Linked DNA regions of Homo sapiens: region 1 is linked to region 2. A link is an interaction called in ENCODE POLR2A ChIA-PET data of the cell type or tissue named here. Cell type or tissue: GM12878. All regions are shown on one strand. Links, peaks and the distances in the headings refer to the core of each region. The heading gives the core; the rest is flanking DNA.

Region 1 (7,900 bases), core at 1,210-6,209, 180 kb after region 2:
ACTCCCGGCTAATTTTTATATTTTTAGTAGAGATGGGGTTGCACCATGTTGGCCAGGCTGGTCTCGATCTCCCAACCTCGAGTGATCTGCCTGCCTCAGCCTCCCAAAGTGCTGAGATTAGAGACGTAAGCCACCATGCGTGGCCAATAAGACTGACTTTTAATTTTCCTTTCTTGTACTGTTCTTGTCTTGTTTTGGTATCAAGGTTATATTAGCCTCATAAAAGGAGTTAAGAAGTGCTCGCTCTTTCTATTTTCTGAAGGAGTCTGCTAAGTATGAGAACTCTCTATTTCATGAATGATTGATAAAACTCTCTTGGAAACTGTCTAGACCTTATGGAAATATTTCAGTAATAGTTACAAAGCTATTCAAGTTGTCTGTTTCTTCTTTAATCAATTTTGGTAGTTACAGAATTTTGGAACTTTTTCGACTTCAGTATTTATTGGCAGAAAGTTGCTTATAACATTCCCTTTATCTTTTTAATCTCTGCAGCAGCTGCAATGTCATCCCCAATTTTATTCCTAACATTTTTTGTCTTGATGAGTACAGTGGTTTGTCAGTTGCAGTGGTATTTTCAAATAAATGACTTTTGCAATGTTTCTCTCCTGGCTCTTTGTTTTTTTCATTCATTTCTATTCTTATGTTTATTATTATATTTGTCATTTCTTTCATTCTATTTGAACTTATTCTGTTGTACATTTATTTGTTTGTTTATTTATTTAATTGAGATGGAGTCTTGCTAGGTTAGGCCAGGCTGGTCTCAAACTCCTGGCCTCAGATGATCCTCCTGGCTTGGCCTCCCAAAGTGCTGGGACTACAGGCGTGAGCCATCATACCAGCCTACTGTAATTTTATAAAGCCGATGCTTAGTTCATAGATTGTTTTTCATTTATTCTCTAATACGAGCACTCAAGTTATTTCTTAAGAGGATTTTCCTCCCTGAGGACACTTGTCCCCCACTACCAAGAGGTTCTCTGAGCCAGCCCCTCATCCCCTCAACCTTCCATAACACGCCCCTTCTCAGGGAGAGAAGCAAGGATTGGCCAGACTAGTGGAAAGACAGCATTTTCCTAGAGGGTATGTGCATTACTTTACTAAAGGGATTGTCTAAATTGTTGGGCTAGAATAAGCTTTAAATTGGACTTCATATTAAGGGTACACCTCCCCCACACCACCCATCAATTTGCTGGGCTTGTGAAACACCCAAAATTAGGTATCATAATCAATCAATCGATATCTAATTTCAGTGTGAGTTACATTTTATGATTTTGTTATAATAATTATAAGTAATCATTTCATTATCTGAAACTTTTATTTATTTATTTATTTATTTATTTAGACGGAGTCTCACTCTGTCACCCAGGCTAGAGTACAGTGGCTCTAGAGTGCTTGGCTCACTGCAACCTCTGCCTCCCGAGTTCAACTGATTCTCATGCCTCAGCCTCCCAGGTAGCTGTGATTACAGGCACATGCCATCATGCCCGCCTAATTTTTGTATGTTTAGTCTATTAGACGGGGTTTCATCATGTTGGCCAGGCTGGTCTCGAACTCTTGACCTCAGGTGATCCACCCGCCTCAGCCTCCCAAAGTGCTGGGATTATAGGCATGAGACTGAGACGGGGTCTCACTATATTGACCAGGCTGGTCTCGATCTCCTGGGCTCAAGCGATCCTCCTGCCTTGTCCTCCCAAACTGCTGGGATTCCACACATGATCACCTTTTTAATAGGAACACATCATAATGAAAGGATGGAAGTAAAATATTTTAAAAACCACTTCCAGGCCAGGCGTGGTGGCCCATGCCTGTAATCCCAGCCCTCTGGGAGGCTGAGGCGGGCGGATCACTGGAGCTCAGGAGTTCAAGACCAGCCTGGCCAACATGGTGAAACTCCCACCTCTACCAAAAAATACAAAAATTTAGGCAGGCATGGTGGCAAGAGCCTGTGGTCCTAGCTACTTGGGAGGCTGAGGTGGGCAAATCGCTTGAGCCAGGGAGGCAGAGGTTGCAGTGAGCCGAGATCATGCCACCCTGCTCTCCACCCTGGGTGATAGAGCCAGACCCCATCTCAAAAAAAAAAAAAAGTACAAATTATTTAATATAAATGTCACATTTTGGGAGGGATGATGCTGGGAGTGTCTAGAGATTTAATGTGCAAACAAGGACTATAGTAAATATAATTGCAATATGAGGGATTTCTGCTAAATGAGATCTTAGCTGCTCCTGCCACACACATGAAAAAGAGTAACTAAGGGAGACGATGCATATGTTAATTTGCTTCCCCGTATAACCATTTTACTGTCTGTATGTATCCCATAGCATCATGTTGTATACCTTAAGTATACATAATAAAATTTATTTATAAATTAGCGGAGGCTTGATAAATATTAATTAATGGTGCCAAAAAATTACCTTTCTTTTGTGGGTTCAAAATCTATGATAATTTTATGTATTTATTTATGATTAGCTTTCATATGGCCTTTAAAAAAAAATAGGCAAATGGAAGCTTAGCCTAGATGTTTCTTGGGTATTTCAAATTTAAGGTATCAGGAATCAAACCCATTATCCTACTGAGAATGTGGGCTAATCTACAAGATAATTTGCTAAGACTCTTCAAAAAAGCAAACAAACAAACAAACAAAAAAATCAGGCCAGGCGCGGTGGCTCATGCCTGTAATCCCAGCACTCACTCTGGGAGGCTGAGGCAGGCAGATCACTTGAGGTCAGGAGTTTGAGACCAGCCTGATCAACATGGTGAAATCCCATCTCTACTAAAAATACAAAAATTAGCTGGGCGAGGTGGTGCATGCCTGTAATCCCAGCTACTTGGGAGGCTGAGGCAGAAGAATTGCTTGAACCTGGGAGGTGGAGGTTGTGGTGAGCTGAGATTGTGCCACTTCATCCCAGCCTGGGGGACAGAGCAAGACCCTGTCTAGAAAAAATAAAAATAAAAAGAAATGAAGGTGATGGAGATGGAGAGGATGTCCTACATTAAAAGAGATAATGCAGGGGCCGGGTACAGTGGCTCATGTCTGTAATCAAGGCACTCTGGGAAGCCAAGGTGGGAGGATGGCTTGAGCCCGGGATGTCGATACAAGCCTGGGCAATGTATTGAAACCTCGTCTCTACTAAAAATAAAAATAAATTAGCCGGATGTGGTGGTGCACATGTATAGTCCCAGCTATCTGGCGGTGGGGGCAGGGGAGTGCTAAGGCAAGAAGATTGCTGAGCCCAGGAGGTGGAGGCTGCAGTGAACCATGATGGCACCACTGCACTGCAGCCTGGGTTACCGAGCGAGACCCTGTCTCAAAAAAAAAAAACACTTTTTAAAATAGAAAATTAGATAGACAGATTTCCAAATGTAATGTGTGAACCTGACTGGACCTCAGTTGCGAGGAGGGCCGTTATAAAAGACATCTTGGGGATAATTGGAAAAATTTGATTTTGGATCAAATATGAGATGACCTGGAATTACTGTGAATTTTCCCAGGTGTGATATTTGTGGTTATTGTGGTAATGTAGGAGAATGCTAATAATTCCTTAACTTCGGGAGCCTTCCACGTGTGTTTGAGGGACACAGTGCCTGCTTCTGCAACTTACTTCTGAATGTTCAGCAAAAGTGGTGGGCGGGGAGGGGAGGGGGGAGGTACATGGGGTGAAATGTTAGCAACTGTGGATCTGGGTAAAGAGCATATAGGTGGGCCGGGCGCAGTGGCTCACGCCTGTAATCCCAGCACTTTGGGAGGTCGAAGCGGGCGGATCACCTGAGGTCAGGAATGAGAGACCAGCCTGACCAGTATGATGAAACCCCGTCTCTACTAAAAATACAAAACTCAGCTGAGCGTGGTGGCACATGCCTGTAATCCCAGCTACTTGGGAGGCTGAGGCAGGAGAATTGCTTAAATCCAGGAGGCGGAGGTTGCAGCGAGCTGAGATTGTGCCATTGCACTCCAGCCTGGGCAACAAGAGTGAAAATCTGTCTCAAAAAAAAAAAAAAGCATACAGGTATTCACTGTACTAATCTTTCCATTTTTACACAGCTTTGAAATTTTTCAATAAGAAAGAAAAACAAGCAAACACCTAGAAAGCACACTGAACTCTTTGAGCGAGAGAACTAGGAAGCCAGTGGGTCTCCCAAAAGCCGCTGGACAGGTAACAGAACAGGTAAGATCAAATGTGGGTAGGTGTCAGGTAACAGCCTCACTCATCAACTACGGGCTTGGAGATGAAGTTCTGAGAAAAAGACTGTTCAAGTCCATCCAAGCCCTGGGATGCAGGTGTCCTGCTGGCCGGACCAAGCTACGTGCATGGGGGCTGAATGAGGCAGGAAGAAGATCATAAGAAGAGAGGGGTACTGTTCTGCCCTCGAAAATTTCCAGCCATCACCAACTGCTGTGTCTTCTTTCTACGCTGGTCCCTTTTGATGTCCTGAAATCGCCTCTCTGTCTTTGGCTACAATCGCCCTGGCCTCCTTCATTCACTCACTCCCTGCTCTCGCTCCCAGTTGATGAATTTCCCAAATGGAAGCCCGACAACTTGCTCTAGAGCTCTGGGACCAGGAACCCAGCCTTCCATATATAAGGCCCACATCACCTGTGTCCCAAGAGGAACCTACTGTATCTCACGGCCATATCTCTCCTGTATCTCACGGCCATATCTCTCCTGTCCCTTCCCCCATGTGTTCCCTGTGACTTAGCAGTTGCAAGAAAATAAAATCCCTGCCAGGCACAGTGGCTCACATCTGTAATCCCAGCACTTTGGGAGGTCAAAGCAGGTGGATCACCTGAGGTCAGGAGATCGAGACCAGCCTGGCCAACATGGTGAAACTGCATCTCTACTAAAAATAGAGAAATTAGCTGGGTGTGGTGGTGCACACCTGCAATCTCATTTGCTGGGGAGGCTGAGACAGGAGAATCACTTGAACCTGGGAGACGGAGGTTGCAGTGAGACTAGATTGCACCACTGGACTGTAGCCTGAGTGACAGGGCAAGACTCTGTCGCCAAAAAAAAAAAAAAAAAAAAATCCCTAAGACTGTACCAATATGGGCTCTTTCAGGGGCTTTGGAAATGTCTCGTTTCCTTTCCTTATCAGCCTGCTATGATTCCACTTTCTGTTTTTCCGTCGGGAGAAGCTAAAGAGGTGAGATTCAATAAATCCGCAAGAATAATATAATTTCTGGTTTTCTAAACATCACTGAATCTTCACACAAAGGGCTGGCAAAGAGTGTCACTCACGTGGAGCCCAGTCCCCTCTATGGCTGCTGTTCCCGCTAACAGGTAGCCAGGGCGGATGTCCCAGGTGACTTGCCACCCACGTGCCGTCTGCCAGATGGCTCCGTCCTTCTCTGGAAGGATCCGTTAGAAACCACTTCCTTCTACTGAGCCTAGGCTTGCTCCTCGTGGCTTCTGCTAGATGCTCTGTGTTTCAAGCCTGTGATCAAGTGGCCTCCCTGTGCCCCCGCCAGCCTCTCAGCAAAGCACCACACTTATGGCACACACTCATGGCAGTGGCAGCCCCAGACCAGCTCAGGGGGACAAGGCGACTTCCTAGAGGGGATGCATGGGCTCCTGAAGGCCGTAGCGCCAACAACCTGCCTGTTGCAACCACACACGGGGCACTTCTGCTGGCAATCCACCACAGCTCTGTGTATTCTGAGCATAGCTTCCTTTTCCAGGAGGGCTTTCACCAAGGACCCAATGGAAAATCACATCACAGAGCGCAAAATCTGCATGACGCTGGGTCGGAGCAGCCGGGAAGGCACCATCTGGGCAGCACCTTTTGCCCGGAGCATTTCTTTAATGTGAATAAAAAGACCAATTAGCCACGAAGGGTGGCTCAGGATAGAAAATGAATAGAAAAGCTTACCTCTCCTTGGAAACTCTTCAGCAGCGGCGCTACCTGCTTGCGCAAATCCTGGAGCAGGAGGCGGAGGTCAGGAAGCAGCCATTTGAGAAGGAGAAAGAAGGGAAACATTGGTTAAGGCCTCCTAAAAACAGCGTGGCAGTCAGTGCTAATTATCACTATCTAAAGCAAGCCTGGGACCTCACCCATTCCTGCACTCCTAAAACATCAATAACGCCAACTGGCGCTTCAGGATTTAAACTTATTTAAGAATACAACGAGGTGGTTCTTTGTTGTTCTTGTTGTTGAAGACAGAGTCTCATTCTGTTGACCAGGCTGGAGCACAGTGGCACAACCCTGGCTCACTGCAACCTCTGCCTCCTGGGCTAGAGTCATCCTCCCACCTCAGCCTACCAAGTAGCTGAGACTACAGGCGTACGCCACCATGCCTGGTTAATTTTTGTATTTTTTTGTAGAGACAGGGTTTCATCATGTCGTCCAGGCGAGGGTCAAACTCCTGGGCTTAAGAGATGTGCCCACCCTAGCATCCCAAAGTGCTGGGATTACAGGTGTGAGCCACCGCACCTGGCCTACAACGATGTTTTATTTCTACTAACTCCTGGTCACATATACCTCATTTTGAATGTGCTACAGACTAAAGCTTTTGCTGATGTCAGTCTAAGTGAGATAATCTGCTTAGAATAAAATAGACTAGAATGGGGGGTTTGCCTGGCTGTTTCTATCTGAAATGGACCTGGGCCACTGCACTGTATTTTAGCTGCCTCTTCTTTTTTTTTGAGATGGAGTCTCGCTCTGTCGCCTAATCTGGAGTGCAGTGGCAAGATCTCAGCTCACTGCAACCTCTGCCTTCTGGGTTTGAGTGATTCTCTCACCTCAGCCTCCCGAGTAAGTGGGACTACAGGCGCCCGGCTAATGTTTGTATTTGTAGTAGAGATGGGTTTTTGCCATGTTGGCCAAGGTGGTCTGGAACTCCTAATCTCAGGTGATCCGCCCACCTTCATCTCCCAAAGTGCTGGGATTACAGGCATGAGCCACCATGGCCGGCCCTAGCTGCCATTTTAATGCACTGTTAAGTCGGAGATACAGCCTGTTTTGAATCCACATCTGACAGAGTCACAATAAATTTTATCCCATGCCACCAGTGCCCATTTCGAAACACCAGGACATCCCATAGGTGCATGCTTATGATCTTGTTCAGAGCATTTTATTTAAAATGAAGTAACTGAGAAAGTGCTTCAAAAACTTTGAAAAGACTCGACTAAGATAATATCTTATTTACTGAAAGTTTAGGCATTGAAACTATGTTTTTTTTTTTTTTTTTTTTTTTTTTAAAGACGGAGTCTCACTGTTGCCTAGGCTGGAGTGCAGTGGCGAGATCTCGGCTTACTGCAACCTACACCTCCCAGGTTCAAGTGATTCTCCTGCCTCAACCTCCTGAGTAGCTGGGACTACAGGTGCCCACCACCATGCCTGGCTAATTTTTGTATTTTTAGTAGAGACGGGGTTTCACCATGTTGGCTAGGCTGTTCTCAAACTCCTGACCGTAGGTGATCCGCCCACCTCAGCCTCCCAAAGTGCTGGGATTACAGGCATGAGCCACCGGGCTAGGCCTACATTTTAGTTGATGAAGCCTTCTGAGAATCTGAGGAAAGCTACTGACCTTGCCATTAGAAATAAAACTCTGCAAATTATTTTATCAGAGGCTTCCTAAGTAAGACCTATCAAGATCCCAGATGAAAAAGTCTTCTTATTCAACACATACAGCCATATGTGCTTATTTATATTTAAATATAACTTAAAGTTAAATAAATTTGGAAAATTCAGTTTCTTAGTTACCCTAGCCACAGTTCAAGGATTCGGTAGCCACCCGTTGCTGGTGGCTACTGCTTCCAACAATGCAGACACAGAATTTTTCCATCATTGCAGAGGGACCTACAGGACAGGCCTGTACAGCAAGCTTTTGTTTTTTTGAGACAGGGTCTTGCTCTGTCATCCAGGTTAGAGTGTAGTGGTGTGATCATAGCTCACTGCAGCCTCAAC
Region 2 (7,900 bases), core at 1,518-6,517:
CGTGGAACACGCCGGTGTGGTGGGGTGCCTCCTGTCTTCCACTCAATGCCCAGGTGAGTGAACTCACTTGGCCCTACAAAGACCCGGGCAGAACCAAGTTGAGATTTTCGTCTTCCACGATGGTATTAGAAAAACCATTAAGGTACATTATTTTACACGTCCTCCTAATCTCTCCATACTGCTTTACTTAATTTGTGATGAAATTGTTGAGAAAGGGTACTTAATGTAGGACAGTCAGTAAAAGTAATTTATCATCTTCCCGCTTCGGTGCTCACGTTATCAGCGAACTCATTTCTGCATTCATCATGCAATCAGCCTATTATTTGCATATTAATCAGGCAGTGGACCGTGAAAGAGCGGCATCCCAGCCAAATGCTGCACTATCTCAGGAGAAACACTCAGTAATTATCATACATCAGTGTTATGATGTGATAATTGATTATAACATCTTTCTGCTGCCCCTGGGGAGTCCCTGCACTAACCCAGCTCCAGGCACTCTGGACAGATTTTTCTTTGCTTGCAAAAAAAAAAAAAAAAAAAAAAAAAAAAAGTTGGAGTAACCATTGCCATGCTCTTAGAATGCTATTTCTGGGGAGCATTGACTGTCTTTTCCACATTCACGAGGTGTTTTTAAGCCACATGGAACAAAATTGACCTTAACTCTGGAATGAGAAGGCCTGATGGCGAGGAAGGAGTGTCCCTCTGGGGCCCGGGTGTCCTCTCTCCTCAGCCTCCTGGGTTCAGAGGTGCTGCTAAGGCATCCATAAAAGTTTCCTTATCAAATAGAATGTTCCAACTACCGCCTAATTGCAAAGCTGGTATAAAGGTAGTTTGGCTGCTTTATTTAGGTGCCAAATGACAGACTAATTTTGGCCGTCAAGGAAAGGACAGACCCAACATCTGCCAATTCAGACTCGGGCTATATTTAGGAATCCGGTTCCAAAGGGAAGAAGTAAACGCAAAATCTAGAGGAGGCCCCGATGGAAGCCTCCTGCCTGGCTCCCAATCTATCCAGGGCAATGCCATTAAGAAACTCCCCTCCTTATCCTCACCGGGAGCGGGGCAGGTCCCTCGGGCCAGTCCGCATGGGGCTGGGGCCTGGGTGTCGGCATGGCTCCGGGGGGCCGTGACAGCTGAAAGGCAGGGCTGCCCTGTAGCAGGCAGAGGACCTCAAGCCAGTGTGTATACGTTCACTGAATTTAGACCAGAAGAGGTTTCAAAGGAGCATGGACACTCCATGCAGCCTAGGCCAGGTGGATTACACATTTTCCAACAGCCAAACCTAGTAAATGTGGCTTCCATGCTGTCACTGATTTGCTGATTCAACTCCTGGGCTCAGGCAATCCTCCTGCCTCAGCCTCCTGAGTAGCTGGGACTACAGGCGCACACCACCATGCTCGGCTAAATTTTAAATTTTCTGTAGAGATGGGGTCTTGCTATGTTGCTCAGGCTGGTCTCAAATTCCTGGACTCAAGCGATCCTTGAGTCTTAGCCTCCCAAAGTGTTGGGATTACAGGCGTCAGCCACCACGCCTGGCCACCACCTTCTTCTTGATTGGGGCAAATCACCTTTTATCTCTGAGCCTTGGTTTACTCCATCCGTAAGAGAAGGGAACCATTTCCACTTATTATTATTATTATTATTTTTGAGATGAAGTTTTGCTCTTGTTGCCCAGGCTGGAGTGCAGTGGCGTGATCTCGCCTCAGTGCAACCACCTCTGGGTTCGAGTTAATTCTCCTGCCTCAGCCTCCCGAGTAGCTGGGAATACAGGCATCCGCCACCACACCCAGCTAATTTTTTTGTATTTTTAGTAGAAACAGGGTTTTGCCATGTTGGCCAGGCCGGTCTTGAACTCCTGACCTCAGGTGATCCACCCGCCTTGGCCTCCCAAAGTGCTGGGATTACAGGTGTGAGCCACTGAGCCCGGCCTCACTTACTGATTAAGGATTACGGACATCAGCTCTGTGAGTGGCACAGAGACCACACCAGCATGTGGACTCCCTTGTTTTATTCCCACCCCCCTTTCTGCAATCACCTGAGGGTTTCTAGGCATTTAAGCTTCTTCATTCCTTCCCTAGAATTCAACCACTGAAAACTGAAGTCCTCATTTGCTCCTATGACCTACTTTTGCCTCTTGTACTGAATGCCCAATGTGCTGTAAATTCTGTTTTCTATGGAAAGCCTGAAGGGGAGAGAACGGGATGTGTCTACAAGCTGGACTGGGCCTGTCGGGCCTTTTCAGAAGGGGAAACCAGGGAGCACCAGGATGGAGGGTCCAGGGAAAGCGACGGGAAGAACGAGAGTTATGTGAGCCCTCAGCCTCGCCGGCTGTGTCTAGCCTAGTTGGCCTGGTTCCATACTAGCTTGGCCCCAAATGGCCTAAGCAATGACCTAGGCCCTATAGTCTTACTCTGGAAGCTCAAGGTTTTGTGTCCACTTTAAGGAATTGGTCAATGAACAGGCAACTTCCAAGGATGGAATAGCATTTTGTAGAAGTCGAGACTTTGGAAAGGCACATATAGATCACCTCTCACAGGACTGCGGCACCAGGAGTACCCTGCACCATCTGCAAGGGACAATCTCCACCAAAGGAGGTGGGAAGATGCGACTAGATTCTGTTTTAAAAGCAGACATCTGGCTGGGTGTGGTGGTGCACACCTGTAACCCCAGCACTTTGGGAGGCCAAGATGGGTGGATCACCAGAGGTCAGGAGTTCGAGGCCAGCCTGAGCAACATGGTGAAACCCCGTCTCTACTAAATACAAAAAATTAGTCAGGTGTGGTGGTGCACACCTGTGATCCCAGCTACTTGGAGGCTGAGGCAGGAGAACTGCTTGAACTCGGAAGGCGGAGGCTGCAGTGAGCCGAGATTGTGCCACTGCACTCCAGCCTGGGTGACAGAGCGAGACTCCCTCTCACACATGTACACACAAAAAGGGAAAATTCTCCATGTGCTGATGGAGGAAGGTCTCCACGGTGTGTTACTAAGTGAGAAAAGCAAGGCACACGGCCTTTTTGAGGCCTGCACGCCCCCCATCTGCGTGGAATAAATATTTAGGTGCATGACTGTCCTGAAGGACACATGACAAACTGGGGATGGTGGTGGGGTGGGGTGTGGGGGTGGGGGTGGTGTGTGACAGGAAGATGAGGGAGGGATGGTGACCGATTTCTTAAAAAGACTGTAAGTTTGAATGCTTGCATTTTGTAACTATGGTGCATTTTACTTCTTGGAAAAAATCCTGCAAATCATAATAAAAACAAAAAAGTCAAATAAATCGGTGACTCTGGGCTATGACTTCCCTCTCTTTGGGTGAGGCACAGGGACAAATTCTGCTCTAGGAACAGAGACTTTGGGGGGCCGAGTTCTGGCAAAGCAGCCTTCCCCAAGGGTGTGTGACGAGTGGTGCTGGAAGGTGGGACTGCAGGGTGCTGGGGCGGTGCTGGCAGCCTGCGTAGGCTGCCTTGCTCACTTGATGACAGCGACGTTTGTTGCTTTGAAACAAAACCTAAAGTGGGCTGTGGTACTCAGCACTGGCTGCCCCTGACATCTGTGCAGGATCTGTGTGTGCAGGGTCCCCCAGGCAGGGCTGTCCTAGGAACAAAAGACCCTTCAAATACCCATGTTCTCCTGCATAAATGTCACAGGGTGCTGGTTCCAGCAACATGTGGCCAGCCCCCATCTTGAATCCCACAAGCATCTGGAGGCGCTTGGGGAACTGAACAAGCAGGTCACGCACAGTGACAAAGGGGCTTTCCGGCAAGGTCCCTGAGTGATCCCTATACATCACACATCAAGGAACTTTTGAGAAGCGCATGTGCCCTTCCTCCTGTGGCTCTTGGGGCGGCCCCCCAGCCTCATCTCATCAGCCGGGACTTCCCGTGCTGCTCCCGCGCGGCCTGCCTCACCTGCCTCTGGAAGGGTTCACAGTGGCACAGCCAGTCCCTTTGCATCTTAGCTCAGCCGAGATCAGGTTGAGTTTTTTTTTTTTTTTTTTTTTTTTTAGATGGAGTTTCACTCTTGTCACCCTGCTGGAGTGCAATAGTGCAATCTCGGCCCACTGCAACCTGGGTCTCTCGGGTTCAAGCAATTCTCCTGCCTCAGCCTCCCAAGGAGCTGGATTACAGGTGTGCACCACCACGCCTGGCTAATTTTTGTATTTTTACTAGAGACGGGGTTTCCCCATGTTGGCCAGGCTGGTCTCGAACTCCTGACGTCAGGTGATGCACCTGCCTCGGCCTCTCAAAGTGCTGGGATTACAGGTGTGAGCCACTGCGCCCAGCCGAAAAGCTGATTCTTTAATGTCTCCAATTGAAGAGGTATTCTTTTTTTGCGGGCGGAGAGGGTCTCGCTTTGTCACCCAGGCTGCAGTGCAGTGATGCTATCATTGCTCACTGCAGCCTCCACCTCCTGGGTTCAAGTGATACTCTTGCCTCAGCCTCCTGAGTAGCAGGGATCACAGGTGCAAGCCACCATGCCTGACTTATTTTTATATTTTTAGTAGAGACCGAGTTTCACCATGTTGGCCAGGCTGGTCTCAAACTTCTGACCTCAAGTGATCCACCCACCTCGGCCTCCCAAAGGGCTGGGATTACAGGTGTGAGCCACCGCGCCTGGCCCCTGCCTGCTTTAGACAGTGCTGTGGAATGCCCAGGGGTGCAATCAGCCTCTCCTGTCCCTATGAACATGCTATCCACATGCCCCCGACACTGACTGTTAGCCATGAATGTGGGAGAGCCGACTGACTGCTTATCAAGGACACTGCTTTAGAATCTTACTGCAGAGTTCAAAGCTCACGAGCCCTGGACACGTGTTCCTGGCTGTCTGGTGGGAACCAGCTAAGAGCCATGACCATGATACGCATGCACATTCAAAAGGAACGTGGACCTGTCCGCGATAGGGGCTGCAGCCAAGGGGAATCTCCTGGTTGTACAAGGTCATGGACAGCCCACGGCCCCGTGGGCTTCACGTCAAAGAGGGGCACACATTGGACCACCCACATTAGAGACAGACCATAGCAGCTGTCTTCTCAAAGAGGCAACTGATACTCTGTTGGCTGACTGGGAACAGCAACAGGCAGCAGAGAAGGCTTGGAACCCATCATTCCTAACACGCCAGGAAAGAGCTGGGTATTTCACGATTCAGCCAAGGGCAGGGGACCATCCTTCCACCTGGATAGCCATAATACACCTGAAGCCAGTGTGAATGCAGACGTAACAGCTTGTTAGCCACAGCAATGAAACGCTCCCACATTAAAAAGTTACAAAGTGGCCGGGTATGGTGGCTCACATCGGTAATCCCAGCACTTTGGGAGGCCAGGAGTTTGAGACCAGCCCTGGCAACAGAGACCAGGTTACTTGGGTATTTGGAAATAAAGAATAAAAAAGGCCGGGTGTGGTGACTTACACCTGTAATCCTAGCACTTTGGGAGGCCAAGGTGGGAGGATCACCCGAGGTCAGGAGTTGGAGACTAGCCTGGCCAACATGGTGAAACCCCATCTCTATTAAAAATACAAAAATTACCTGGGTGTGGTGGCAGGCACCTGTAATCCCAGCTACTTGGGAGGCTGAGGAAGGAGAATTACTTGAACCCCGGAGGTGTAGGTTGCAGTGAGTCGAGATCGCGCCACTGCACTCCAGCCCAGGTGACAGAACGAGACTCCATCTCAAAAAACAAAAACAAAAACGAATAAAAAAGAGAGACCCACTTCTACAAAAAATAAAAAAATTAGCTGAGTGTGGTGGAAAGTGTCTATAAGTCCCAGCTACTCAGGAGGCTGAGGAGAGAGGATTGTTTGAGCCTGAGAGATTGAGGCTGTATTGAGCTGTGATTGTGTCACTGCACTCCAGCCTGGGCAACAGAGTGAGTCCCCGTCTGTCTATAAAAAATAAATAAAATAAATAGAATAAGATACAATAAATTGCTAAATGATAAGAAGGCCACACTCTGAGCAAACAAGCCTTAATGAGCCTCTACCTTCTCCTCTATGAACATTTGGTATGGTTAAGTAGTGTGAGGTCCAGAAATGAGGGATGAAGCCTGGAATGACTGACAGACAAAAGGGGCTTGCAGAATCAGTCCCCAAGGACCACCTGCAACTCCATCTTGAAATGAAGTTTTCCAAATGAGATCAAAGATGACCCTGGTTATAACTACACCCCCCTTTATATCCCAAGGTGCTGGGCATTTTGCAAGAAGCAAACAAAAAAAAATATTTGTAGAAAGTTAAGACGTACCAGGAAATCTATGAACAGGTAACTGATCTGAAGATTTGTCTCTTAAAAATCCTTTTTCTTAAAAAAAAAGTTACTCATGACTGGCATGGAACCTACCGCTCACCTTACGCCTTTTCAAGGCCTCAACAGTGTCTAAGAAAAAGTGGTGGGTCACTAGTGACGCTGCTGCTTAAAAATGGCATCAAATTTCCTTAATGCCCAAGCCCGTCACCCCCATGCTCGGATTCTTAGAGGAACATTCAGAACCAGTTGTATCCACCAAGAGGAAAAAGTGATGATGTGAATGAAATGTCAGTTTCTCTCTCCTTTTTGGCAAATTGGCGTCTAAGTCATTAAGGAAAACGGAAGGACAGACAAGGCAACAGAGCCCGGCAGGAAAAGGCTGACGGGAGCTCTCAGTGAGGAAAAGAAAATAGACTCCTGGGCCAGCAGCTTGCTGTTCAGATGGGCGAGGCCACTCTAGCGCAGGGCACCTGATCACCATGGTAACCGAGCACAGAGCACAGAGCCATCCGCCCCCACGGACTCCGCTGTAAGCCCGATTCCCTTACTGCAGGGCTGTGGCTGGCTGAGCAAGTTGTCCAAAGTCCCTGCCTACCTGGGAAGGAAAACCAACCGCCAGTCCATCTTCGAGGCCCAGAATCTCAAGCACTGAGCATTTCTCACTGACATTCAGGAAGAAGCCAAGCCGGGCTTGCAATGACCTTTCTGCAGACATTGGTTCTACCACGGCGAGCTACTTGAGGCAAGCAATGGAGGGAGCATCTTCTGGGTCTGGGGGCCTCTTGAAAGGATTCTGGGGTAGCCATGGGAAGAACAGGGAATCGGAATCCTGTAGCAATCTTAGGACAGAGGCTCGCTCTCCTGCTTCAGGGGCAGCACTGCTGGAAGCTTCCACAGAGACACAGTCAAGGAAGATTCTAGTCTCTCATGTCACTAATCCCAAGGATTTACTAAAAACCACTGTTAGCAACTCTATTTTTCTAAATTAAATTCCATATACTAGGTGGGGCACGGTGGCTCATGCCTATAATCCCAGCACTTTAGGAAGCTAAGGCGGGTGGATCACCTGAGGTTGGGAGTTCAAGACCAACCTGGCCAACAGGGCGAAACCCCGTCTCTACTAAAAATACAACTAGCTGGGTGTGCTGGCGCATGCCTGTAGTTTCAGCTACTTGGGAGGCTGAGGCAGGAGAATCGCCTGAACCCAGGAGGCGGAGGTTGCAGTGAGCTGAGATTGTGCCACTGCACTCCAGCCTAGGCGACAGAGTGAGACTCCATCACACAGACACACACACACACACACACTCCATATACTGTGAACATAGCTTTTTTTCTTTTCTCTTTTGTTTTTTTTTGAGACAGGGTCTCCGTCTGTCACCCAGCTTGGAGTGCAGTGGCGTGATCTTGGCTTACTGCAGCCTCGACCTCCTGGGCTCAAGCAATCCTCCCGCCTCAGTCCCCCAAGTAGCTGGAACTACAGGTGCATGCCATCACACCTGGCTAATTTTTGCATTTTTTGTAGAGATGGGGTTTCACCATGTTGCCCAGGCTGGTCTCGAACTCCTAAGTTCAGGTGATCTGTCTGCCTTGGCTTCCCAAAGTGCTTGGATTACAGATGTGAGCCTCTGTGTGAAACTCCCTTGAAAAGTAACCTCTGATAGTA

What was found. ChIA-PET counts read pairs that join two places held together with the same protein. Peaks named below come from ENCODE experiments on the same cell type or tissue, not always from the same donor. Only the 100,000 strongest peaks of a DNase experiment are listed, where the experiment ranks them.
Region 1: POLR2A ChIA-PET joins it to region 2 with 7 read pairs; 3 of 35 experiments call an interaction of 5 or more read pairs at or near these places.

Annotation. Positions count from the first base shown.
Region 1 is chr7:102,026,109-102,034,008 of GRCh38, reverse strand. CUX1 (cut like homeobox 1) reads right to left here. Exons shown (of 24, transcript NM_181552.4): 3 at 5,864-5,911. Among named protein-coding and RNA genes, the nearest start is that of CUX1, 210 kb to the right of the region's middle. RefSeq lists an enhancer at 3,299-3,348. In GM12878, for the core only: no CTCF peak of the experiment used is centred there; a DNase peak (open chromatin) is centred at 3,138; H3K27ac peaks cover 1,287 bases.
Region 2 is chr7:102,207,880-102,215,779 of GRCh38, reverse strand. All of the region lies in intron 20 of CUX1 (cut like homeobox 1), which reads right to left. Among named protein-coding and RNA genes, the nearest start is that of SH2B2, 75 kb to the left of the region's middle. RefSeq lists an enhancer at 3,686-3,995. In GM12878, for the core only: no CTCF peak of the experiment used is centred there; a DNase peak (open chromatin) is centred at 3,769; H3K27ac peaks cover 2,570 bases.